Regions from separate parts of the Homo sapiens genome. Here regions 2 and 3 are each linked to region 1. Evidence: chromatin loops called from intact Hi-C (ENCODE). Cell type or tissue: heart right ventricle. All regions are shown on one strand. Each heading gives the region's core, and the rest is flanking DNA. Links, peaks and the distances in the headings are about the cores only. Region 1 overlaps PTPRG (protein tyrosine phosphatase receptor type G). Region 2 overlaps PTPRG (protein tyrosine phosphatase receptor type G). Region 3 overlaps PTPRG (protein tyrosine phosphatase receptor type G).

What was found. A loop is a pair of places that touch in the nucleus more often than their neighbours do. Peaks named below come from ENCODE experiments on the same cell type or tissue, not always from the same donor. Only the 100,000 strongest peaks of a DNase experiment are listed, where the experiment ranks them.
Region 2: it touches region 1 in a loop (3-fold over the local background); 23 of 110 quality-filtered maps call a loop at or near these places.
Region 3: it touches region 1 in a loop (2.4-fold over the local background); 26 of 110 quality-filtered maps call a loop at or near these places.

The regions. Positions count from the first base shown.
Region 1 is chr3:61,925,423-61,930,422 of GRCh38, reverse strand. The region is part of intron 2 of PTPRG (protein tyrosine phosphatase receptor type G); the gene reads right to left. Among named protein-coding and RNA genes, the nearest start is that of PTPRG, 370 kb to the right of the region's middle. In heart right ventricle, for the core only: a CTCF peak has its summit at 2,241; a DNase peak (open chromatin) is centred at 2,962; H3K4me3 peaks cover 1,238 bases; H3K27ac peaks cover 4,355 bases.
Region 2 is chr3:61,855,718-61,860,717 of GRCh38, reverse strand. All of the region lies in intron 2 of PTPRG (protein tyrosine phosphatase receptor type G), which reads right to left. Among named protein-coding and RNA genes, the nearest start is that of PTPRG, 300 kb to the right of the region's middle. In heart right ventricle, for the core only: a CTCF peak has its summit at 2,467; no DNase peak of the experiment used is centred there; H3K27ac peaks cover 399 bases.
Region 3 is chr3:61,864,697-61,871,008 of GRCh38, reverse strand. All of the region lies in intron 2 of PTPRG (protein tyrosine phosphatase receptor type G), which reads right to left. Among named protein-coding and RNA genes, the nearest start is that of PTPRG, 310 kb to the right of the region's middle. RefSeq lists enhancers at 3,302-3,802, 3,803-4,305. In heart right ventricle, for the core only: no CTCF peak of the experiment used is centred there; no DNase peak of the experiment used is centred there.

The DNA.
Region 1 (5,000 bases), core at 1-5,000:
AAGACAGGGGGAGACGGAACTCTGACCTCCAGGGAATCACTGACATTCTTCCACGTGGAATTGTTGGAATAAACTCGTTGGTGTCCCTGGGTCAAGATACCTTTCAAAGTCACCCTTGAGGGTATGAAGCCACACAAAATACAAAAAATAATTTATATAAATACAAATCTTTTATATTCAAATCTTCCTAAAAACACACACAGCTGAAACAGGCAAGATGGCTGTCACCATCAAATTTTATATGTACAGCTGTATTTATAGATACAGTGTAGGTAGCTCCATCTTTATCTTTCTCTATAAATACTTATACTGGCAATTGTCAACCAGATCTTAGAGAATTTAAAAGCAATTTGTAGGAGTAAAAAGCAAAAAAAAAAAAAAATACCGCATTATCTGTTATTCTACCATTAAGTATGTCAATATCCTAGTATCCAGGGCAAGAAAGAGCATTACTAATAGTTTTAATTAAAACAAGATATTTCATTACTGACAATTCAATGTCCTTTATTTAGTCTAAACTGTTATCCACGACTCTCTGTGCATATGGTACAAATGAAATAAAGGAAGAAAATAAAAATCTTAATCAACTGCACATGTGAAAGCCTTAATGCAGCTCAAGGTCAAAAGGCTGACACGTTAGAAAGAACCCACTGCTCGCTCTTGCTCCTGAATCACTGCAGCCCATAGGGCTAGAGCGGTAGACATCTACACCGACTCTGAAGTGTGATGCCGACACGACGGCTCATAAACAACCTGTGCTCATTTTTCAAATGCACTCTATTCATCTCAGGTCACAGCTAAATGAGTTTAACAATTTAATTCATCACTTCTTTGGGCAGTAATCCACAATGAAAAACTCACATCCAAAGGACGGTTAGGTGCAATGCATGAACTTTGCTCAAAGGAAGCCCATTATGAAAAGCATATAGAACTAGAATGGGCTACTCAACTAAATGTTGAGTTTCAGTTGAGAAATGGAACTTTAGGACTAAATACGGGGTCACTTGAAAATCACTGGATTAAAAGAGAATGCCACTAAAGAAACGCTCGATCTGGTAAAAAGCAAAAGTATTTTTTTTTTCAAATTTAAACATAATTCTTCAGTAGCTAAAAATTTTATAATGTGAAATAGCACCTCGGTATTCATTCCCAGAGAGAGAACAACCTCTAGGAAAAATGTGGCTCAGAAGTCTCACATCTGTTATTTTAAAAAAGAAGGCTTTATGCATGTGTTAAATGGCTGACACATTTTTGACATGTTTTTGGTGATGTTAAATGTCACTTTAAATACCAAAACCTCAGGGCTGGGTATTTATTAAAGCATTTGGTTTTGGTTATGCCACTCTAGGGTTTCTCATTTGGGGCCAAAGACTCCTTTGCTGTGGGGGTTGTCCTTGTGCATTGTAGGATGTTCAGTGGCATCCCCGGCCTCTACTCGCTAGACTGCCAATAGCAACATCCTTCCCGTTGTGACAACCACACATGTCTCCATCCACTGCCAAATGTCCCCAGGAGTAGGGGAAGAGAAAAATCACCTTTAGTTGAGAACCACTGTATGACTCCAATCAACTGTTTTATAGTGAAATATTTTATTACATCTATAGACTGTCACAATACATCTGATACCTTTCTATAAATATATATCAACCCTGAAAAGAGATAAGACATTTTCATCCCCCTTATCTCCAGTATCTCTAGAAAATATATTTAAACTTTTAAAACAGAAGTAAAAACTGAAATGAAAAAAAAATCAAACCAGTGTTTTTGTCTTCTTAAAAGCATAGTATCACACTATAAAAGCTTTTGTTTTAGGGAGAATCCCAAATAGCATCCTATAATTTAAATGCTCATAAACTTCAGCAACATGTTCCAGAAAATACTGGCCCCATCCATGAAATCTGAATAAATACCCTCCTCATGCAGTCTGACAATTGCTATGACTTTTTCTTTCAGTAAATTCAAGCAATTTCATTTTTCAAGTAGAAAGTAGGGGATTAAAAAAATGGACTCAGGCAAAATAAGTCTGGTTTGGAAAATGTGATAGGGTTTCATTCCAATTCACTTAAGCTAGAAAACTGTCACATTCTAAGGTCTGTGTGGTTAACAAATATGGGGTCGCATTATTCTGCAGGAGAGACTAGGCATGCTGTATTTCACACTTACAAGGTTTCTTGGGCATGTTCCCAACTCATAAGAAGGAGAAAGAAACAAGGTATGAGCAACCAGAGGGAGCTTGAAGGCCACTCAACTCTCGGCTTCATCCTCCCTCTGACAGACAACATGACTGTGTGTGAGTCTCCTAACCTCCGGCCTCATACCCCTTATAGCAGAAGAGAAATAGTGCATAATCCATCATCAGGCTAATTTATCTTCTACCACAACTTTACAAAAAACTCTCATTCAGATTCAGCTAGGTGACCGGTACAGGAAAATCACCTGAGTTACAGATGGCTTTCTGACCACCGCCAACCACCTTCCTGCCCCATCCCTCTTTGAACGCACGTATACCTCACCTGGAAAGGGGGGAAAATGTCCACCTTTACCAATCAAACAATGATGAAATCTTTACAGAGGAACTGTATCTTCAGCTTCTATTCAACATCAAATGACTGCTGCATAAAGAAGATAATCCTATTCATAAAGCATAGAAATGACACAACTTTCAAGGAGGCCTCAATTTTATAAAGCAGCAACATCCTGTAGTGAGCTTTTAACCCTTGCAGACAAACCACACCAAACATAGCTCCAGGGTTATTCTGTCCTGGTTCTACTTAAAAGGGATCATTTTGCAGACTCACACGGTTAGCAGCAAACCACAGCCCAAATGAAATCATGCACTTCTCAAAACTCAGCCAGCAAGTCCGCATAAATGGGATAGAGGCTTCTGGCCCACACTCATGGCCAAGTTCATCCTGTTTCCATAGTACAGGATATAACAATTCTCAAAACAGCCAAGTGGGAGAGCTGCCCAACTGGCAGGGACCATCTCCAATAGGCCTCTCTCCACAGTTAACTCAAAACAGCACACCAGTTAATGAAATTCAAGGGACATTTGAGAGCTCGGCCTCCAAATGTCACACAAAGAAGACTGCAAGCACAGAGCTGTTGTCCAAGACCTGAAGATATACCATGAAACCAACCACATTTCCATTTAGCCAGGGATTTATTTCCCAGGGAAGCCCTCAGTGTTTTGTGGAGAATATATAGCTGGGAGGAAAAAAAAGTTCTTTATGCTTAGTAAGCTAATGTGCCTACCGATGGAAAAGATCAAATGAACAGAACAAAAATAGAAGCGGATTCTGAAATGGAATTTGGTTGCTTAACTCTGGAGTTTCCTGAATTCAGAAATAGAATCCAGACACTTGACAGTCATATGTACTCATGCAGTTGCACATCATGAACGATGGCAAATGATTTTCAAAATAAAGACAAGAAATGTCCTGTCATCTGCATGCACTACATTACAGGTAGAAAAGGACAACATGTACAGATTTTTTTTTTCTTCCCCCCGAACTGTTTTTTTCGTTTTTGTTTTAATTTCAACCTCCTAACACTATGAACACTGTCAGAACTTGCTGGAGGCAAAAAGGAGTAAAGAGGATCCTCTAAATAATTATGGTCCACTATGAACACTAAACACCATAAAATGTACTAAGATGTGGATTAAATCTGAGATATCACTACAAACTGGAATTATAATGGCATTTATATGAATGGGAGTCAAGGCTGGGCTACCATATTAATCTGTTCTTGCACTGATATAAAAAAATACCTTATGATGTTAGTGGAAGGAAGGAAGGAAGGAAGGAAGGAGGGAGGGAGGGAGGGAGGGAGGGAGGGAAGGGGAAGAAAGGAGGACTGAGACTGAGTAATTTATGAAGAAAAGAGGTTTAATTGGCTCACAGTTCTGCAGCCTGTACAGGATGCATGGTATTGCAACCTACTTGGCTTCTGGGAAGGCCTCAGTAAACTTACAATCATGGAGGAAGGTGAAGGAGAGGCACACGTATCACATGGCTGGAGTAGGAGCAAGAGAGAGGAGGGGGAGGTGCTACACACTTTTAGACAACTGGATCTCACTGTCACAAGAACAGCACCAAGGGGATGGTGCTAAACCATTCATGAAAAGCCACCCCCATGAACCAATCACCTCTCACCAGGACCCAACTCCAACACTGGGTACTACAACTGAACATGAGATCTGGGGGGAGACACAGATCCGAACCATATCAGCTACCAACCACTCAAGCTACTCTTTCTCCAAGTTTATTTCCATGGATTTCCTTAAAATAGCCCTCCATTACCTCTCCAGATCAGCATGTCTAAAACTTTACTGTGTCTGTGAATGACCTGCAGATCTTGCTAAAATGCGGTTTCTATTCTGATATAGTAGTTACAGGAAGGGTCTGAGGTTCTGCCATTCTAACAAGCTGGCAGGTGACGCTGGTGCTGCTGGTCAGAGAACCAGGCTAGGAATAGCCAGGAGCTCGAGTTCCTATGGAAACACTGCTGGTTACCTCATCAACAGGGATTTTGTTGGAACAGTAATGTATTCATCCCAAGGAATAAGTCATGCTCGGGACAAGCCAGTTATAAGAATCCTAATCCCCTCTGGTGAACACTGGCGTATAGGTTGGCAGGTGCTGCAACTTTGACCAATGATGATTTTTTTTTTTTTTAAAGATAGAGTCTCATTCTGTCACCCAGGCTGGAAGGCAGTGGCACAGTCTTGGCTCACTGCAACCTCCGCCTCCCAGGTTCATGAAATTCTCCTGCCTCAGCCTCCTGAGTAGCTGGGATTACAGGCACACGCCACCAGGCCCGGCTAATTTTTGCATTTTTGTAGAGATGAGGTTTCACCATGTTGGCCAGGCTGGTCTCGAACTCCTCACCTCAGGTGATCTGCCCATCTCAGCCTCCCAAAGTGCTGGCATTACAAGTGTGAGCCACTGCACCCAGCCCTGACCAGTGATTTTTAAGGAGAAGTTTGCTGGGCTTCC
Region 2 (5,000 bases), core at 1-5,000, 70 kb after region 1:
AATCCCGGCACTTTGGGAGGCTGAGGCGGGTGGATCACTTGAGGTCAGGAGTTCGAGACCAGTCTGGCCAACCTGCAGAAACCCTGTCTCTACTAAAAATACAAAAAAATTAGCCGGTGAGTGCTGGTGCGTGCCTGTAATCCCATCTACTCCAGAGGCTGAGGCAGTATAATCATTTGAACCTGGGAGGCAGAGGTTGCAGTGAGCCAAGATTGTGCCAGTGCACTCCAGCCTGGGCAACAAAGCGAGACTTCGTCTCAAAAAAAAAAAAAAAAAAAAAAAAGGAACAAAAACAAAAAAAAGCACAGCTATTATCCTTCTATGCCTGGGGAGAAAAGTCATGTATTTTTTTTCTCATCAAACAATGGCTTTCACGGGCTGGGAAGGAAGCATGTAAGGGTCTGTGATAGGTGAAAGGACAAAATCAATTCTCATTAAGATGGAATAGCATGACTAGGGGACATATTAAAATTTAGGGGAAGGATTCCCTTCTTAGTGCAGCACTCTTACTATCAACTGTTTCAATTTCATATCCAACCCTGAGGAATTACTTTTCACTCTGAAATGTACATACAATATTTCCTCTTCTGTGTCTCAACATCTTTAGTAACAGGACTAAGCAATCACACGTGATTTTATGGATTGGTGTACAAACAGGAATCCCTCAGTGTTTCCTAGAGTTTACTAAATTATAAAGGAAATATAATTAATACATGATATATTCTATTGATCACAATAAAGGATGTCACAAGAGCAGTTGCTTATGAAAGAATAATGAAACACTGGTTTACTGAGCATCTATGTGCCATGGATTATATTAAGTGCTATAAATATACAGCAGATGGGAGAGTTTATGTTGTAATGCGGAAGAAAAACAAGAAAAGAAACAATAATTACCACACAGTTTAAATGTTGTGGGCAGCAGTATTTTATTAATTAAAATTAGGCCAACAGAAAGGTAATTTTGAAAGAGTCTCTCCTAAGACTTGGGTTCAGGTCATAAGTTCTCCAGCAGTTCAATATGGGGGTCATTTGCTTGCCTTTCTGTAACTCAAGTTCCTTGCTCATAAATAACAAACAAACAACAATGACCAAAAAAAAAAAAACTATGGACTATCAAACCAAGATCTCAAATAAGAAACTCTCCTTGTGTCAATTGTCCTGGGGGCTCATAGAATTTCGCTTAAACAAATTTTTCCAAAGCCAAAGGAAGGAACAAAAGGGGGACAGAGGCATAGGGGGAAGAAAGTTCATGTCAGCTCTGATTTTCCCTTGTGGTGATATTCCATGATTTTAGATAAAGGGTAATTCAAAATTAGACCCGGGTTTGAATCTCAGCCCTGTGACTTACTAACACCGTGACATTAACTATTTAATAATCCTCCTTGGGATATAATGTCCTAATTCCCATCATTTTATGGATTAAAGAAAGAAAATAACCTAAGGTCTTTCATATCTAACATATAATAGGTTTGTAATAAATGACCAATGAATGGTATTCTCATTATAAAGAACCCCAGCATTAATAAAAGCTTTAAAACATTACTATATAGTTAAAGCACATATACTTTGAAAAGGAGTGACACATCATTCCTTTTGAGAGTCTCCACTAGATTAAGCTTTATTTTGCTTAAAGTCTTAAAAAAATCAACTCCTAAACAAGTCAGAGACACAACTACAAAAATAAAAATATTCACTCAGCAACTTTTTGTCTCCATCTCCTCATTCTTTGATCATGCTCTGCATACTTAAAACATTGGAAGTGCTATTTACTCAAACAGGAAGAAAACGGAGAGCATTTATTTTTTCAATGTATGGGCAGAGAGTTTATTAAAAGGAGTTTGTAATAAACTAGTCTCTTATGCTAGCTCTAAGCACCATGGTTATAATCTTTAAATTTCAACTTACAGTCTTCTCCAAATACACACTGAGGCATCATAATTAAAAGTTTAAGAGTTTTTAAAAGAAAAGAAGGCATTGAGCTGCCCTATTTTCAGCTACCCTCAATTGATATCTCATGACCTGTTTTCAACAGAAGTCATATTTATTATAATAGTGTTTCTTAAGTACTAATAGAGACTAAACATCCATTTACTTGTTTTAAAAAATACATACAGAACACCTAATATTCCAGAAAAGCTTTAAAAAAATGCCTTTTTCTATAATGCATTGAAAAAATAATTGACATCAAAGTTAATCTGGTTTAATCCCACAATTATATGACATCTCTATTATAAATACTATATTGATTGCAGGTTTGTTTTGCAAAGCAAATGGCAAATTTATGCTCATTTTTAAAAATAAAATTAGCTTTAGAAGGACTGTTAAAGCAGAATATGCTTTTTTAAGAGAAATAAAATGAAGAAGTTGGGAATACTGTTAATAAAAAACGATTGAAATACATTCACTTATAAAACTGTCTCCATCTACTTTCTGAACTAGGCTTCTGGTAGTAGTGTGCCACCTATTGTTGTAAAATGTACTTCTGTATTTGTGGCTTTCCTATTCAGTACTATAGAAAAGAAAAGCTTCCCACTGCCTTACAAAAGATAATAAACATTTGTTTTCCTTCATGCTTTTCTGTCACTATTCCAACGCCCACAATACAAATGGGCCATAGAGAAAATTACCTTTTAAAAAACTTATTACAACCCATTGAAAACATGTATCAGTTTAAGCCAGTGGTTCTCATACAGGCGGGATTCTGCAATGTCTGGGAGAAATTTCCTGTTGTCAAGATTAAAGACCTGGTGTTAAGAGGGAGGTGTCAGTGACTTCCAGTGGATAGAGGCAGGGATGTTGCTAAATATCAGAGGAGAGCCCCCACAACAAATAATTAGCTATCCCCAATGTCCATAATGCTGAGACTGTGATAGCCCAATTTCACCCACCTTACGTCATTTCTTCCAAAGGAGAAAGAAAGCCATATTTGATTGCAGAAAAAAAATGAAGACGCCAACAACACACACCCAACATTCAACATCAGCATACTAATAAAACATGGATAAAACGTTAGGAACTATATTAGTCTTTGCAGGATTAGTAATTAAACCCATGTTGGTCAGGTAGTCTCAAAGCCTTGTGATATATAGGATCTCAACCCTGACTTTGTGATTGGTCCCCAGGCTGACCTTTTAAACCCTTGAAATAAAATAATTATCGAGTCACACTCAAGAATCATCACTGTCAATACGCTGTGCTGGGGCAAAGGCAACCCATGGCACATGCATCACCACTTAGTTATCTCTCTAGTCTACTCCCTGACCCATCCCATTCATGGCAGACATCATTAATCAATCAAAGTCTCAGATTTATTCACACATGGTGCTGTAGAGAGCCACTACCAGTTGTTGAATGTTGCTGTGGGAGCTGCTGTGTATCTGTCTCCTATGATGGGATATGAATTCACAAGAGGTGGGTTCAAGTCTTGCCTTGGCCACTGGAGGTCTGTATGAACTTGAGCAAGTCATTGAAACTCTCTTGTATTTTCTTCAGTTGTATAAGGATTTTTTAATTCTAAAGATTTTACAATATGAGATTTCTGGAGTGATGAGGCATTGGTTACCTCAACTGCAAAACTGCCAAATACTAAATGAGGCTATGTTGAGAGAGGGGGTAAAAAAAAAAAGATACTAGACACACACAGAAATAGGAAAATAGGATGGGAAATGATCAGAAAAAGAAATAGCCCACATAAAGGGCATTTTTTTTCTTTGAAAATAAAGGAGCCTCATGTAGAGAAAATGCAGTAGAAGACTTGAAAGTCATCAGCTTGAGCGACAGCAGTCAAGACATCATATAGCAGTACTGCTTATGTGACTTTAAATGGTTTACCCTCTGAGGTTCAGTGCCCCAACATACAAAATGGGCTAATTCTACCTGTCCAGTCCTCCTCATAAGACTTTCTAAGCATTAATTACTAATTCTTCAAAGGGCCTCCAAGAGCAGCATAATGAGTAATTTGTGGAACAGCCACCTTATGAAATATTACACAGCTACAGAGTGAATAAGTTAGAGTTGTTTGTTAATGACCTGGAGACATGTTAACAAAACCTGTTCAGAAAAAGCTAGTTGCAGAGGGATGTGTACACTATAGTTCTATATTTATAAACAGTGCAGAAAATGAATCAAAATACGGGAATACACTTGTATGCATGCAATGAGAAAAAAAGTATGGAAGGATATATTTCAAAATGTTTTGGAACCAAGGTTGAGATGGCAAATCAGAAATGATGAAAAGAAGAATGAAATCATGGTGCAAACTGTGGGCTTCGTTTCCATGTAACTGTTTCTTTTGGCTTGTTCTTATGCTAGAGCTTAAAATATAAATTTTGTAATTTCTAAAATACCTTGTAAAATTCTTGGTCTTAGAAAGTAGATCAGTGGTTGCCGGGGCGGTGGGAAATGGGAAGTGGGGAGTGACTGCTCAATGGGTATGAGGCTTCCACTTGGAGTGATTAAAATGTTCTGGAACTAGATAATGGTGATGGGTGCATCACACTGCGAATATACTAAGCGCCACTGAGAGGTACACTGTGGTTAAAATGGTAAATTTTATGTTATGTGTATTTTACAATTTAAAAGACCCTTAGTCTTAATGTTCTACGTAAGTACAAGAGACTGAGGGCATCACACTTGACTGTCACTAGCACCCACCCATCAATATCACTAGCATCCTCCCAATCAATAAGGAAAACATGATGGGAGGAAGGGAAAGTTCTTCTGGAAATAGGAAGAAGTAAAATTTAAGTTATGTGGCCAGAGGGATATAGAGATATCTGTTTCTTCCTAATTCAAGGGAAACCCACTCCCCCATTCCACAACACCTTGACATCTAGTGGCTGTTGCTCCACACTTCCTTGGTTTAATGCCAACCTCCAAGGTCCCAGAGCCCCCCAGCAAGACAGCATTCCAACTACCTCAGGCTTACACCTCAGCAAGCTTCCTAATGTGAGGCCTGAAGCACCAGTAAACCAAGAGTATGAGAAGTACTAAGAGAG
Region 3 (6,312 bases), core at 1,313-6,312, 61 kb after region 1:
CAGTCTAAACAAACAATTCTCATCAGTTTTTCCTGAAACCCCTGATTCGAATATTCATCTGTAAGTAACTCACTCTACCCCGTTGCTGATTTCTAAGCAGTGATTTCTGAAAATTTCTTAGTAATATTCATTAATTGAGCTTTTAGTAAATGACCTAATTTATTTCATAGAAAGAAGCCTAGTATGACGCAGTTATTATTACTATGAATGCCTCTATTTTATTCAACATTTCAATAGAACTTTACCATTTATACAGACAACACTTACACAGATTTTGTTACCAATTGATGCTCAAAACTGGGAGGTAATCATTACTTTTCCTACCCAACAATGGGTGCGATGGCTCATGCCTGTAATCCCAGCACTTTGGGAGGCTGAGGTGGGTGGATCACCTGAGCTCAGGAGTTCGAGGCCAGCCTGGCCAACATGGTTAAAAAAAAAAAAAAAAAATCCATCTCTACTAAAAATACAAAAAAAAAAAAAAAATCCATCTCTACTAAAAATACAAAAAAAAAAAAAAAAAAAAAAAAAAGCTAGGTGTGGTAGTTCATGCCTGTAGTCCCAGCTACTCGGGAGGCTGAGGCAGGAGAATTGCTTGAACCCAGGAGGTGGAGGCTGCACTGGAGCTGAGATCATACCATTGCACTCCTGGGCAACAGAGTGAGACTCCGTCTCCAAAAAAAAAAAAAAAGAATAATTTTTCCTAGTTGACAATGGAAATATTAGCATCAGGAAAGTATGTTATGTACCAAAACTTATTTTTATATAGTTCCCCAACAGAAAAGCTAGGAAACATAATATTTTATGCAATAGCATCTATGTACCCTTTTGTCCTAAGGTCACAGAAACAATAATGCTGGGCATTTCATACCACTATAGACTAAATGTTTGTGTCCTCCCACAATTCATATCTTGAAACTTAAGCCCCAAGGTGATGGTACTGGGAGGTGAAGACTTTGCCAAGTGAAAGCTCAATATGCAGTGATGAGGACAAGTCGAAGGGGGAGGGGACGTAGGGTGATGGGGTCATGGTGGCACTAGGTATATAGGATGAGAGTCGAATCACAAGAAGGAGCATTTAGGTGACGTAGTCAAGAATGGCACCCAGGACCAGGTGCAGTGGCTCACACTTGTGATCCCAACAGTTTGGGAGACTTAGGCGGGTGGATCGCTTAAGCCCAGAAGGTTGAGACCAGCCTGGGAAACATGGGAAAACCTCATCTCTGCAAAACAAAACAAAACAAAACAAAACAAAACAAAAAATTAGCCAGGCAGGGTGGCGTGCACCTACGGTCCCAGATACTCGGGAGGCTGAGGGGGGAAGATCAGTTAAGCCCAGGAGGTTGAGGCTGCAGTAAGCCATGAATGCACCACTGCACTCCCGCCTGGGTGACAGAGTAAGACTCTGTCAGACAAAGAGGTGAAGGGAGGGGAGGGGAGGGGAGGGGAGGGTTAATGAATGGCATCCAGGGATTCTGGACAAAGCACAGACAACTTTGGAATGTTCGCAGGGTAAACACATTTCAGAAGCCACTGGAGCCATCTTGAAACGTGCAACCACCTGACTGAAAAGCAATATTCATTCTGGGTCATGACATTTTTTAAGTCATGCAGCCAAAATAATGAAACATGACTTTATTTCTCACAAAGATCTGCACACAGTTTGCAGGCAAGATGGTCTTTCATTCTGTACTTCTTACAAAAGAGGGCCACACCCAAGGATTTGTACCAAGATGCTCTTGAGCCAAAATAGAAATTAAATTATAAATTTCATGGAAATGCTTCAGAGAAGTTGGCAATCTCTAGGTAGAGGGAACTGGATGCTGCTCCCTATTTGAATCCAGTCCCTCCAGGTCAGCCTCATTGATGGAGATGCAACTGATGGTAAAGCTGGACCAATAGCAAATCCCTCAGAGTTAAAATAAAATCAGCAGGAGATTAGACCATGGGGAACGGCAAGTGAAATGCCGTCCTCCTAATGCTTTATGAAGCGTGGAAACTATGGAGAAGACCAGACTCACTCACCAAAAAAAAGTTATTAGAAGTGACTAGTCCAAAGACCAGAAAATCATACAATTCTACCAAAATCTTCAAAAAAAAAAAACACCCTTCTGAACAAGTCATCAAATCAGACCTTGTTATAAATGCGCACATTGAATTAAACATGAGACCATTTTAGATACAAAGACCAATGCCCAAAGGAGTTCCAAATAACATGAGAACTAGAGAGCCTGGACTTAGAAACCTTGAGAACTGTAAGAAACAGCATTTGACCACAACCCTGGAGAGTTTGCTTTATTTGTGCTGACTCAAACAAAAAAACTGTCCCATTACACAGAATTTTCTGTAACAAATTACCCTAAGGGTGATTCTATAAGCCAAGTGTGTTCACTTTGCCCAACAAAACCTTTAAAATCAAACTCACACAAGGAAAATTTAAAAGGAGGAAGAAAAGAGATTGGAAGGGGGAAAGTGAACAAGGAAAGGCAGAGGGAAAGAAGGCAGAGTGTTGAATGCCCAGGCTCAAGGCAGGTTGGACGCAGTGCATCAGGCAGCAGAGAGGCCAGGGAGCTGGGGGCAGGGGGCAGAGGGCAGGAAAATGAACTCAATGAGATAACCAGGGACAAGATGATATGATGCCTTTCTTCTAGCACTCAGGGATTTCGGAATCAAATCTGAGAGAGGCAAGAAATTGTGAGAAGATTGTAAGCAGAGATGAAACAGAAAAGATACCTGAAACTCTGATCTTGGAGCTTTTCTTCCGTGATATAAGATCTAACAGGGTCCACTGCATAGAGCTGTTGTGAGGATGACAAGAGATCACTAACACTGTAAACTCTCAATCCACAGCCTTCACATAACTGGGTCTCAAGACATGCCCTCTCCCTTCTCCTCTGCACTTCTTCATGTGTTTAAGGGAGAATGTGGGGAGGGGCTTATGTAAAATAGGGGACTACAGGTATCAGACTGAACCAATCCTACTTGTTGAACTTTATCTACTGGATGGCCAAGGTTATAAGGAACACCACCACCTTCTCATGCCCTGGGTGCCCTAGAGAAAGGTAAGCAGACCAAGGTCTCAGACTCCCTGTGGAAGAAAGACCACTGCACCCAAGCTTTACAAACGCATCCCTGGGCCCCACACACCACATGAGACTCTAGGCTTCCCTCACCTTACAAAGGTTAAGGTTGTCTCTGCAAACTCAATTTTGAGTTCCGTAAGGGACGTCCTATGTCCTCTATCTCTGAAACTGCATTGCTAACTGGATGCAAGATAAACGCTCAGAGTATCTATAAAGAAGAGAGGGAGAGAGGGCTGCAGAGATGGAAAAGAGGTACAGGGTGAAGAGCTTAGATTGTCAAGAGATAGGAACCATGCCCTGAGATCCCATTTTTGCCACTCACTAAAATGTGTGACTTTGGGTACTTCATTTTACCTTTCTGGGCCCTCAACTCCCCTATTTTTTCAAGTTAATAAATGTGAAGGGCTTAATGCATGCCTCAAAAAAAGCAATGAATCAATAAAGTTATTATTATTGTTAAATAAAAAGGAGGGAAAGAAGAGAGGGGAAAAGACTCGCCTTGGAATGGTGATCAACTTCAGCTACACACACATAGCCTCTTACACTAACCAGTTACCCAGCGGGTACCTCCTTCCCTTGGCTTTTTGCTTCCATCAATTACCCATTTAACCATTCTCACTTCAGGCAACCAAGTCAGCTCAATGGGGGCTGCTGGTATGGCTCCACATGCAATTGCTCCTTGGCCATGGAGGAGGGCCGCAGGTTCTGGGAGGCAGGGGGTATGATGCCATGCCAGGCACCCAGTGGGGCCGCCATCAATGCCTGCTGTTGCTGAATCATAGCGACAAGAAAACTCTGTTCTGCTCCAGAAGGAACTTCTGGGGCCAGGAGGCCATCTGGTACTGATCCCTTTCCAATCCCGGGCAATCTGATGAAGAGCTACTCCTGGCTGGAAGGATGATGTTCTACCCCGCCAACAAGAAGCCTTGAAACTCCTGTCAAACCCTTCCCTGAACTCAGGCTCTAGCACTCCTGTGGTCTCTCTTCCGTTGCAAACACAGACGTTGTTAGAATAAAAGCAACCACTTTGGCCGGGTGCGGTGTCACATGCCTGTAATCCCAGCACTTTGGCAGGCCAAGGCGGATGGATCACGAGTTCAAGAGATCGAGACCATCCTGGCCAACATGGTGAAATGCCATCTCTACTAAAAATACAAAAATTAGCTGGGCGTGGTGGCACATGCCTGTAGTCCCAGCTACTCCAGAGGCGGAGGCAGGAGAATCGCTTGAACTAGGGAGGCAAAGTTGCAGTGAGCTGATACCGTACCACTGCACTCCAGCCTGGTGACAGACCAAGACTCCGTCTCAAAAAAAAAAAAAAAAAAAAAAAAAAAAAAAAAAAAGAGCAAACAGTTCCAAAGCCAGGGAAGCTCTGTGTAAGTGTAATTTTTACAGAAAGGAGCTATGCTCACCTCTCTCCCCCACATCCTAGCCAGGTATTCTAGAATGGGGACTTGCCCTTGCTTTCTCCTTCTGGTTCTCAGCCACAGCCTCAACCCTACTCCAGCCTGCACAGTGGGGTCAGAAGTTTCCAGTTCCTGATTAGCACCACCTCTGGCCCTTCTGTAAGCCTAGAGGTAGAGAAAATGATCATGGTCACGTGCAAACAGAAGCATGTGTTACTGTGGGCAAAATGAAATCATCTGTATCAGGATGGGAAAAGGGAAGTGCAGGTATTTAATATGCAGCGTAATATAATAAAATTATACCTGTGCAAGTAGTTGAGACAGCATCCCTGAAGAGTGAACAGATCAATGTCAGCCCATTCCTGGATGCAGGAGGACCGGTGCTGCATGACTTATCCATATCACATATGAGCAGGCACAGAGGAGTTCCCTGGTTCAATTATAAAACTGTCCCACAGGAACCTTCCCAGTATCCTCACGCTGGCCCTTCAAAGGAGTTAAAGATTCTATCTGTAAACAAGCCAGAGCCCCTCTGACTGGCAAAGGAAGCCTGTCTCAGCATTGACTTCACTATGCAGACTTGTGGCAACAGCCTATAGGATGATAATTAGATGTCAGTGCCTTTTGAGCAACTGCTGAATCTCAGCATTTTCTAGAAGAGTACAGATGCAGCTGGCAGAAAATAAAGAGCAGCACAACACCACAGGCCTTCTGGGGTTGCTCCGGCTGTGTGGCCATCAGAGGAAATACATTTTCTAGAGCAGTGGGCTAGGAAATCTGAAGTTATTTATGAAGAGAGGAAGAAGAACTTGGCCAATGAGAAGACAAAGGGGCTCTGTCATGCTCATGTGGTGTAAGCAGCTTGCTGCCACCTGCCCTGTCGGCAGGTGGAGAGACCAAGGCCAAGAAAGAATGATTTCATTATGACCAGGTATCGGGCCATCCATATGAAGGTAGTACCCTTAATTCGACCTACTCCCTAGCTTAGGGTGATAGGGAATGATGCACAGTTGGTACAAACTTGGGTACTAGGTCAAGGTTATCTGAGTTCAAATCTTAGCTTCACCATTTACAAGACACATGCTTTGGACTCAGAACTCTAATATCCCGTTTCCTCAGCTAGAACAAGTAAAAAATAACAACACATTCCTTGTGGGATTTTTGGAGAATTAAATGAGACGCTCAAACAAGGCCTCACATGTAGCTCTCTAACTGGTAGCTGCTATTATTACTGCTGTTGTTGTCACTATTGTTGTGGGGGTTTGGCATGGGTGGCTAGAGTTGAGAGCAAGGAGTGACTGACAGCATTCTAATAAGCCCAGTATTAACCCCACAAATATCCAAGGCATTTCTCTCCTGGCCACATACCTAAAGCAACTCCCCAGTTTGCTCCTGGACAAAAATACCATCATCCCCATTAATCAGCAAAAATGACTTCCAGTCTCCAGAAACCCAAACACAGCCAAGTGCTTGAACATGCAGCCTAGGAACAGGCAAAACATAAAATGGTCTCTGAGCACGTGAGCAAGGGAATGAATGACTGAATGTGACCCCATGACAGTGGCATGCTGGCATGGTGGGCCTTCCTGAGACATTGAAATATCATGACAGAGCTTCCCCTGGACCATTTAAATAGAAGTGGGGAGAGGAACATTGTGGAGCAATCTGGGAAGAATGAGAGAACAGATACCACACATTACGAGGAGATGGAACCCCTGGTCTTCCATGCCTCCTTCTCAGCATATTCCTAAATTGTGGTCTCTTCTCAATTTCCAAAGCACAGATGTTGAAGTGAAAACCTTAAAACGCCTGTGTTATTGGAA